Linked DNA regions of Mus musculus: region 1 is linked to region 2. The links are chromatin loops, found by intact Hi-C in ENCODE. Cell type or tissue: left cerebral cortex. All regions are shown on one strand. Links, peaks and the distances in the headings refer to the core of each region. The heading gives the core; the rest is flanking DNA. Region 1 overlaps Il17ra (interleukin 17 receptor A). Region 2 overlaps Adipor2 (adiponectin receptor 2).

Evidence for each region. Hi-C counts contacts between places; a loop is a spot of excess contacts. Peaks named below come from ENCODE experiments on the same cell type or tissue, not always from the same donor. Only the 100,000 strongest peaks of a DNase experiment are listed, where the experiment ranks them.
Region 1: it touches region 2 in a loop (18-fold over the local background); 8 of 42 quality-filtered maps call a loop at or near these places.

The regions. Positions count from the first base shown.
Region 1 is chr6:120,483,507-120,488,881 of GRCm38, reverse strand. It overlaps Il17ra (interleukin 17 receptor A), which reads right to left. Exons shown (of 13, transcript NM_008359.2): 13 at 5,155-5,375. Among named protein-coding and RNA genes, the nearest start is that of Tmem121b, 7.8 kb to the left of the region's middle. In left cerebral cortex, for the core only: CTCF peaks have their summits at 2,566 and 5,313; a DNase peak (open chromatin) is centred at 2,672; H3K27ac peaks cover 932 bases.
Region 2 is chr6:119,365,364-119,370,738 of GRCm38, reverse strand. It overlaps Adipor2 (adiponectin receptor 2), which reads left to right. Exons shown (of 8, transcript NM_001355692.1): 2 at 331-589; 3 at 5,359-5,375. The coding sequence starts at 419. Among named protein-coding and RNA genes, the nearest start is that of Adipor2, 21 kb to the left of the region's middle. In left cerebral cortex, for the core only: a CTCF peak has its summit at 3,166; a DNase peak (open chromatin) is centred at 3,209.

The DNA.
Region 1 (5,375 bases), core at 321-5,320, 1.1 Mb before region 2:
CACTGTGACATTTGTCATTATTTTTGTAGGTTGGTGTTGGTGTTGTGGCACCTTAGAGAAGCATTTGGCATGTGATTCGGGGAGGCAGAGACTGGGGCCTGGGCCATCTCAGACCTTCTGTTGTTTACAGAGGAATTTCCCAGTTGTTTCCGTTTTCCTTTTACTCCATGAGTAGCTTACCAGGATGGAAAGCAGGAGAGATAATCTGCTTGTATGAGACAGGTTCTCACTATACTGCTCAGACAGGTTTCAAACACCTAGGTTCAAGGAATCCTCCTGCCTCAGTCTGCACAGTTGGCTGGGACTACAGCAACATGCCTAGCAAGAAACCATCTGCTCTTACTGTGTGGCTCTGCACTCAAGTAGAAGTGTAGGGTATAAATAAGGCCATTGCTTCAAAACAGCACAAAACACCAACAAACAGAAACACAGGAAGGAGACGAGAGAGTTTCAGGCAAACCAGTAGAACCAAAGTTGTAGGGTCTGGAGAGGTGGCTCAAAAGTCAAGAGCACTGGCTGCTCTTCCAAAAGATGCAGGTTCAACTCCCAGCAACCACCAGTCTCAAGGGACAACTCCAGTCCCAGGGGATCTGATGCTCTCTTCTGGCTTCGCTAATCACCGGACATAGATGGTGTACAGATATATAGATCAAACAAATAAATACATTTAAACACGTACACACAAAACAAAACAAAAATCAGGTACCATGGTAGCTTGAAGGGACATGTTAAAAATGAAAAGGGGGGGGGGGGGCTGGAGAGATGGCTCAGAGGTTAAGAACACTGACTGTTCTTCCAGAGGTCATGAGTTCAATTCCCAGCAACCACATGGTGACTCACAACCATCCGTAATGAGATCTGACTCCTTCTTCTGGTGTCTCTGAAAAAAGCAACAGCGTACTTACATACATTAAATAAATAAATAAATAAATAAATAAATAAATGTTTTGAGAGAGAGAGAGAGCAATGCACGCACACAGAAAAGAGAATGAAAAGAAGGGGAAGATAAAGGAGGGGTGCACACCTTTGATCCCAGCACTCAGGAGCAAAGAGGCAGGTGGATTTCTCTGAGTTCAAGGCTAGCTTGGTCTACAGATCAAGTTCCAGGACAGTCAGAGTTACACAGAGAAACCCTGTTTCAAAAACCAAAACAAAGAATGGAATGCAGTGGGCAAACAAGATGGTTCTGAGAGTAAAGGCGCTTGCCACTGAGCTGGGCCCCCTCGGGATGGAAGGAGCTGTGTCCCATGGATGTTTACGACCACCCTGGTGCGTGCACGTGCCCTTCCTCACACCACACATAAAATAAATACACAAATAAATAAAGGTAAGAACACTTTTTTAATTAAATGAGGTGTATATACCAAAATGTTTTGGTTTGTTTTTTCTCAAGCCCGTGTGATAAATCTCACAAGCCAAAATGTATATATACAGAAAACAACTCCAGGACAATGTAGCAGCACGCTTTCATTTCTTCCTAAGTCTGTCCAGGCCTGTTATACATATTTAGACACATCTTCCAGGTAAGCCAGCAGTGCCTGTTGGCTCTGGTCAGCTGGAGTTCCTCAGAGACACCCGAGAAAACTGGAGGAGATCTCTGGAGGACTGGTTTAGTGTAGGGACAGGGAGGCTGCCCCGGGGTAAATGGTGGTGGTGCAGTACTGCTGACAAGGAAGAGGACAAAATCACACCCTGGGGCACCAGACCAAGGTGCAGAGCCGCTGGCTCATTCCTCAACAGTCACCTGTCGGTGGCTGCAGCTCCTTTTCCTGAAGCACTGGGGGATAAGAAGCTACTGAAGCCACCTGCAGCCACTCTAAGCCACCTTCTGTCACCTCTTAGAGCTTCACTTCACAGGAGCCTTCAGATGTCAGCTGCTCAGTGGGGTCAACATTCCCTGTGTTTAAGCTCAATTGTAGCTGAAAGCAAAACTGACTTTCACTTTCTAAGCTGGTTTCGTGGAAGAAAAGGTTAACCAATGGAAGCATCTTGCCAAGGTGTGGTCACGCCCTTCTCAGACCACGGTTACATCACTTTCTCCAGTCTGAGATGAAGGATCCACCTCCTACTAAGGTGCCCATAACCCAAGGGTGATCCTATAGGAAAAGTATCCAGGTGAGGAGTGGACAGGGCAGGCTCGACAAGACCTTAACTCATCCGTAAGCAAAGAAACAGAGGATGCCAAGTTCCAGTAACAGACAAAGGCTCTCTCCATGCAGTGACCACCCACCTTCACTGTTCAAAATGGACAGGGCTGGCATGGGGACCTGGTGCCAGCAGAGGCCACAATTGAGAGAGCTGGAGGAAGAGCAGGACCAAGTAGATGGCCCTGGGAGCCACTTGGGGATGGGGTGATGTGACAGCCAGGAGCATGCTACCCTGCCAGCTCCTTGTGTTAGCCTCCAGAATAGAATCTTCCGTAACACGCTCTAGTGTGCTGCCCTGTGGCTACGTTCCCACAATGATATATTCACTTGGTGTGAGCCAATCCTGCGCAGAGATAGCTTTGATAATCTCAGAAAGCAAACACTAGAGGGAGAGGGCAGGAAGCAGCAGAAGAAGAGGCTGAGCAGTGCCTGAGGACACACAAGCTGCTCAAGCCCAGAACCAGGTCAGAGGCTCCGACTGAGGGAGGAAGCCGCTGGGCCTGTGGGGAGAGGCAGCAGTGTGATGGAGGAGCCACAGAGGGACCCGGTTGTGGTTAAAATGTTCCAGCACTTCCTGGGTGTGGAGAAGTCAGCTCCTCTCATGTGAACTTCACCCGTCCCTTACAGACAGCTATGAGGTAGGAACTAATGTGGTGCCCTTTTTAGAGAGAGCAACCTGGAGCCTGGGAAAGTTGTTGATCTAAAGCTGCTCAGCTTCTGAACAGGGCCGGGATGCTCTTTGTAAGGAACTTTCTGTCTAACACGTCTGACTTGTGAGACGCAAGTCCTGAATTTCAGTGCCAGCCTTGCACTGACTGTGCCAAAGAGCTCTTGGGATGTTGCTCTCTTACACAGGCTGGAGCCTACAGTATCGCCTGGTGGCCCTTGGTGAGCAGGTCTCCTCTGGAGGCGCCAGGGTAGGGCAAAGCCTGCTCTTTCACTTATTTAGAATGGGAATCTAACTGCCCATTGCGTCTCCAGGATACCACCCTCCTCCTGAGTCCCTACTTTATTTTCAAGTTTTCTTGTCTTACTTCCGGGACTGGGGATGCAACCCAGGGTCTCAGGCTGAGCGAGCCATCTGTCACTGAGCCGCAGACCTTACCTGTTTCATTTTCACAGGTAAATAAAAACTAACCAAACCCACCTTCCTCTCCCATCACAGATGTCAGCTCCAATGCAGCTGGAAGCCTGGCTAAGGGACTTGCGTGTGAGCCTTCCGAAGCAGTGCCAAGAAACTAGATCTGGACTGAAACACTCTATCAAGTGACACCCAGGTCACCTCTAATTGTCCCTTACTCTTTCCTTGTTCATCCCCACCACCACACACACACACACACACACACACACACACACCTCATTTCTCAATTAGGCTCAAGACAGGAGAGTGCACTCAGGAGTTTGCCTAGAGATGCAGGGAAATGCCTGTCAGGAGTACAGGTCCCATGCCCCCTGGTCACGTGCTGACTGATGTGTTCTACTAAGCCTCACCCTGCAACTTTCTAGGAGATAGGCAAAGAGCCAAGAAAGCAGCACATGGTGGCAGCGGCTGGCTTCTGGTGGTGGTGGTGGGGGGTGTGTGTGTGTAAATAAGATCTTAAACGACTTGTGTGTGTGAGTGGTTTGCCTTCATGTATGTATGTGCACTGTGTGCATGGGTATGCCTGGTGCCTGAAGAGGCCAAAAGAGCACACTGGATCCCCTGGAATTGGAGTTAGAGGCGGTTGTGAGCTGCCATGTGGGTGCTGAATACTGAGCCTGGGTCCTCTGAGAAAGCAGCAAGTGCTCTTCCGCCATCTTTTTCTGTTTTTTCCTGAGGCACATGTGTGCTAGACAAGTACTCTATTGCTGAGCCACACCTAGTCTCCCAAACAGGGGTCCTCTCATTCCTAGTTACTGGCATGTGTGCCTACATACTCAGTGTCATGTGTGTGTGCCAGCCATGAAATCTGTGTTGAGATCAGACTCTCTCCTTCCAGGCAGGCCCTGGGGATTGAACTTAGGACATCAAAGCTGTGGTGGGGGGTGGGGGTGGGGGTGGGGGTGCAAGCCCCTTTACCTGTGGAGCCACCTTGTTTCCTGTCTTGAGAGAGGGTCTTACTATTACCAAGGTTGGCGTGGAACTCCTGTTGAGACTCAAATGTGGCACCATGCCAGGCCAAAACAGTTTCATTAGGCACGGTTCAGAATAATACAAGCATAAAGGAATGGTTTTGATGTTCTTGGTGATCTTGGTGTTTGTCTGACAGCAGGCACCAGTTTCTAGAATTTCTAACATTCATGATGAGCAAAGACCTCTAAGGAGGAAGTGGTATGAAGAACATGAGCCAAGAAGCCCCTGAGAATTCTGATCCTAGTATATGGAAAATCTAGAACAGACATGTCTAGAAAATGAAAGAAAGCAGACCTGGTGCTACCTGGGGCTGAGGAGGTGGGGGTGCGGGGGGAGGCACACCAGGCTTCTTTCTGGGGTATACGAGTGTTCTAAAGCTGATTACACTGTTTGTCACTGAACTCTGAATATGCCAAGCCACTCAGCTGCAAAGGGACAGTTGTGAACTGTATGATGTATGGATGTCTCTATAAGATCTCAGGAGAAAGAAATCGAGCAGAAGAACTAATGTACTGATATGATCTAATGACAGCAGCTAGAAGCTGAGGGCTGGGAGCCCTACGTGGAGTCAGACATGGTAGAGAGCAGTTCTGGGCTGATGTGGGGCTGATTTGCTGCTGGGAGAACTTACGTTTAAGTTCGTATCTGAAACTAGGGTGGCAGATGCCATAGGCTTGACTGGTGTCTAGATCCAAGGGCCCTTGCTGCCTGAATTTCTGAAGAAATAGAGCTGGGAAAGGCTGATGGGTGGGAGGGGCTTTCTCTTTCTCACTTGGCTGCTGCAGGGTTGAATACAGGCCACACAGTGAGACTTGGAACCTCAGGGCTTGCTAATGCTAGGCAAGACGTGTCTGACCTATGGTAAGAGGTGATTCAATAACAACTATGAGTTCTTACCAATACAGCAACTTTATTAAGTCTTCATTACTGCACACACATATGCACACACACAATCACTGAATTCGTGCTTCCCACAGCATTTCATGGTCCTTTTCTCACCTAAGTCTAGGAAGACCTGTGCATTCTCTAGAACCTACGCCACAAGGCTGCTGTCTGCCCCATGAGGGCGCCCTGGAGCTACTTTAAACAACCTCTCTTACTGTAGTTATACAGTG
Region 2 (5,375 bases), core at 204-5,203:
AAAAGACAGGGGCAGAGTGTACTGGACTGTAAGTAGTCTTTCTGTTAACTCCTGACTTCTTTATGTGTGCTTCAATGCTGGGAGCATGATTTTTAATACTTCCTAGTAATAATTTTATGTGCATAAATTCATACAGCCACATATTTATAATTAACATAAATGGAAATATTACACGTCTTTTTTCGTTGATTGATAGATTTTGGCAATGTTTATTAACAGTGGATATAAGTCTTCAAGAATACTGCTCTTTTTAGCGATTGAACTTTTATATATAGTAATGTAGCATATGTGTCTTTTCAGCACTCATGTGTATAACTTGTCTCTCCACAGGGTCAACTTACCATCCCTTAAAAATCCATTCTCCCAAGAAGAAGGGACAGAAAGAAAGACCACTTTGTAAGAAAGGCTTTGGTATCCCATGAACGAGCCAGCCAAACACCGATTGGGGTGCACCAGGACTCCAGAGCCAGATATACGGCTCAGAAAAGGGCACCAACTTGATGATACAAGGGGAAGTAATAATGACAACTACCAAGGAGATTTGGAGCCCAGCTTAGAGACACCTGTTTGTTCTTCCTATTATGAAAATGTAAGTTAAAAGTTTGGAGGGCACAAAGAAAGCAAGCATTTATATGGAGATGAGAAGTGATTTAAAAAGAATACATATGTGTAATATATAATGTATATAATATATAAAGTATATAAGGTTTTCCAGAGGAAAGGTGGAGATTTTGACTTAGTAAAAATATTTTTTTCAAATTTTATGTATGAGTGTTTTGTTTGCATATGTGTGTATGACATGTGTGTCTTATGCTTTCAGAGGCTTGAAGAGGGTGCCACCAGTTTCCTAGAAGTGGAGTTACAATTGTGAATCACCATGTAGGTGCTGGGACTTGAACCCAGGTTCTCTGTAAAAACAGCAAGTGCTCTTAACTACTGAGCCATTTTTTTTTTTTAAAGTTACTTTTGGGCTGTGTGTGTGTGTGTGTGTGTGTGTGTGTGTGCGCGCGCGCATGTGTGTGCATGTGTGTACACATGCATATACATGTACCACGGTACATATGTAAAAGTCAGAGGTCAACTTTTGGGAATTGATTTTCTCCTACCTCATGGATCTCAGGATTACACTAGGCAGCAAGCAGCTTTACCCACTGGGCTATCTTACCAGCTCTGACTTTATTTTTTAAGAACAGACCTCATGTGTGCTAAGTAGTAGCTCCTGTGCTCCTCAGAAAAACTTGAGGGTTCTTTTAAAAAAAGATTTGTGTGTGAGTACTCTGGCCTTATAATTGTGCAGCAAGTTCTTAGAAACATTGAGTCATTTCTCCAGTCCAAAAACTTGGTTTCTTTTTGGCTTTTTTGTATTTTCCCCTTGAAATAGGGTTTCTCTGTGTAGCCCTGGCTGTCTTGGAACTTGCTGTAGGCCAAGGCTGGCCTCAAACTCAGATCCGCCTGCCTCTGCTTTTCAGTGCTGGGATTAGAGGCGTGGGCAGTGCCTGTCAGAACTTGGTTTCTTATTAAGCTTAGCTATTATTTGATTTCATAGTTGCACCTTTCTGCTGGCTCTTAAAATCATAGATACTGCTTTATCTTAAGAGAGAAATGTTTCAAATGTTATTTATTTTTGTGCTTATGAGTGTATCACCTGCATATACGTAAATGTGCCTGGAAGCTCTGGAGGCCAGAGGAGGTGGAGGGCCCCCTGGCACTGCAGCCACCAGACTGTTGTAAGAGAGTCCCATGTGGGTTCTGGGAAATAGACAGAGCAGCAAATATTCTTAGCTTTTGGGCATTGCCCCCAGCCCCAGAATTTTTATTTTTAATCCAATAGTTTTTTAAACCAGCCTTGTTTTAGTTACAATATTACCAGTGATAATTTGGAGAAATTCTGTTTATATGTAGAATCTCTCTAATTGTTTATCTTCAGTGCCTATCTTAGGGTCAGTAGTCCTGAGGACAGAAGGTAAATTTTAGTGTTTTATTTAACTTCTCAGAGGAAAAGGGCAGATTTAGGATTTGTGTCATGATAGCAAAAGTGTGAACAGCAGCAGACAGCCATTGATACCGGTGTATTGATGTTCACAGTGAGACTTTATGTCCATCCATTGTTATGGCGCTGGTAGACTGCAGGCTTCCGCTCCTTAGTGGGCAGTGATTTAATCTTTTGATTATGAAATATTACAGCCTGTTCTACTTAGTGAGGTCCATGCTATCCAGGGCTATGTAGTGAGACTTCATCTAAATCATAAAACAAAAATATTCAGCAGCAGCATAGAAAAACATTATTGATGTTCTTGTATGTGGCAATACATATTTAAACTAAATTAAAACCATAGTCAAGTATGGTGGAGCACTCAGGAGGCAGATGCTGGCAGTTCTCTGAGTTCTAGGCCAGCCTGGTCTACAGAACAAGTTTCAGGCCAGCCAGGGGTACATAGTGAGACCCTGTCTCAGAAAGACTGAAAACCTACCTTTGATTTGATGAAACTAGTTTTGTATACTATGTATATGTTACATCTAAGTAGTTTTTAAGTTAAAACTGTTTTTGGCTTGTGGGGGTCTCATGTGCTGTGTGTATTCATACATAAGATGATAAGTGGAAAAAAAAGTTTTCTGTTTTTTCATTTTCCATTTTTCATTTCTTTGTTTTTTGAACAAAACCAAACAGCAATAACAAACAATTTAAGCTACAAGAAGCAGAGTCAATATGGACTTGGGCCTTTGTAACATACTTAACACATTCTAAATAGAAAAAGTAATAAATACCCTACGCTGGGTTTGAATGGTGTGGTTTGGACTTACGGTGCTGTGGGCTGGCCCCTGGGCTTTGTACACCCAGGCAAGTGCGTATCACATAGATAGACTCTAGCTCTCCCTAGTGTTTAAGTCACTTCTGTGAATTGGAAGTGAGTCCTTCATACACCTTGTTTCTAACACAAATAGGCAGTAGTTTGGGATGCCAGTGTACTCAGTCATAGGTTATGCATGCTGCTTGGCCACTGTTCTCAGATACTTCTTCACAGATTATCCCCACCTTTCCTTTGTATTAGTCTGGTGGGCAGTAGGGGGATGGCCCTTCTTGAGAAGATTCCTCTGACCTGGTTCTGGGCTTGAGCAGCTTGTGTGTCCTCAGGCACTGCTCAGCCTCTTCTTCTGTTGCTTCCTGCCCTCTCCCTCTAGTGTTTGCTTTCTGAGATTATCAAAGCTATCTCTGTACAGGATTGGCTCACACCGAGTGAATTTATCATTGTGGGAAAGTAGCCACAGGGCAGCACACTAGAGCGTGTTATGGAAGATTCTATTCTGGAGGCTAACACAAGGAGCTGGCAGGATAGCATGCTCCTGGCTGTCACATCACCCCATCCCCAAGTGGCTCCCAGGGCCATCTACTTGGTCCTGCTCTTCCTCCAGCTCTCTCAATTGTGGCCTCTGCTGGCACCAGGTCCCCATGCCAGCCCTGTCCATTTTGGACAGTGAAGGTGGGTGGTCACTGCATGGAGAGAGCCTTTGTCTGTTACTGGAACTTGGCATCCTCTGTTTCTTTGCTTATGGATGAGTTAAGGTCTTGTCCAGCCTGCCCTGTCCACTCCTCACCTGGATACTTTTCCTATAGGATCACCCTTGGGTTATGGGCACCTTAGTAGAAGGTGGATCCTTCATCTCAGACTGGAGAAAGTGATGTAACCGTGGTCTGAGAAGGGCGTGACCACACCTTGGCAAGATGCTTCCATTGGTTAACCTTTTCTTCCACGAAACCAGCTTAGAAAGTGAAAGTCAGTTTTGCTTTCAGCTACAATTGAGCTTAAACACAGGGAATGTTGACCCCACTGAGCAGCTGACATCTGAAGGCTTCTGTGAAGTGAAGATCTAAGGGGTGACAGACGGGGGCTTAGAGTGGCTGCAGGTGGCCTTCAGTAGCTTCTTATCCCCCAGTGCTTCAGGAAAAGGAGCTGCAGCCACCCGACAGGTGACTGTTGAGGAATGAGCCAGCGGCTCTGCACCTTGGCCTGACTGTCATTGTAAGGAGATGATTGCTGTCCTCTCAGAGTCAGATGCCCGCAGCCTGGCACTAGAGATAAAAATGAATGGTGATTTTTTTTTAATCATATTTATGTTTTATTTATAAGATAGGGTCTTACTGTGTAGCCCTAGCTAGCCTGGAACTCACCATGTAGACCAGACTGGCCTTGAACTCCATCTGCTTCTGCCTTCTCCAGTGCTGTGATTAAAGGTGTGTGCCACCACTCTTGGCAAGTGCTTATTTCTTAAAAATCAAGACCCAAAGAAGGTTAGAAGAGGCTCTTTCTGAAATAGCAAACTTTAGAGGAATATAAATGTGTGTTCCTTGTGTGAAGGAAAAAGAACTTTAGAAAGTATGCCATTTCTTAAAAATGTCAGTAAATTTAAATCCTGGAGGTTGAATGAGCTGCCAGTAGGTAGTGGTGGATGCTGTACATGATATAACTTGTGCCAAGAGTTACTGCTGCTGGTGTTGGTTTTGAGAAGGACTCATGCAGCCCAGGTTGGTGCTGACTAAGCTGTCTCCTGAGCCTCTAAACTGAGGTCTGGAAGTAGAATAACAACAACAACAACAACAAGTAGAATAACAACAACAACAACAATAGTAATACTACTTCTTCCTCTTCTTCCTTCTTCCTTTTCCTTCTCTCTTCTTCCTCTTCCTCTTCCTCCCCTCCCCTCTCCTCCCTTCGTCTCTTCCTTCCTTCCGTCCGTCCATCCGTCCATCCGTCCGTCTGTCCGTTCGTCCTATTATATAGCCCAGTTGGCCTGCCTCAGTTAGTTTCTTCTAGATGTTGAACTTTGTCAGAGGTCTTTAAAATTATTTGTGTGCAGGGGGAGGGGCACACGTGCCAGGCTACACATGTGGAGGTTAGCAGATAACCTTTCAGGTCTCCATCTATGATTCTGTGGTACAGGGATCAAATTCAGGTCATTCAGCTCAACTGGCCTATGGAAGTCAAACTAAAGGAAACTAATAAACTATTTGAGGACCGGACTGTGAAGTGAGCATAGAAGTGAGGCTATGATAGGCAGCTGTTAACCTGTCAGAGTCGAGAAAAGTGGTTTTGTTTTGTGTTATTTTGGTTTTGGTCTTTTTCTTTGAGAAAGGATGTCAGCTATGTAGCCCTGACTGGCCTGAAACTCACAGAGCTCTGCTTATCTCCACTGGGATTAAAGGTGTACACCATCATGGCCAACTTCATTTTTAACATGAATACTTTTACAATGAGCCTACTGCCTACTGTATTGTTGATGGTTGACTTTAAAACCTTTGTAATTGCAAGGAAAGCATGTTGATTGATCCTGCCATTGACTGTTGCTGTGATGTCTTTACAGAGCCCGGAGGAGCCCGA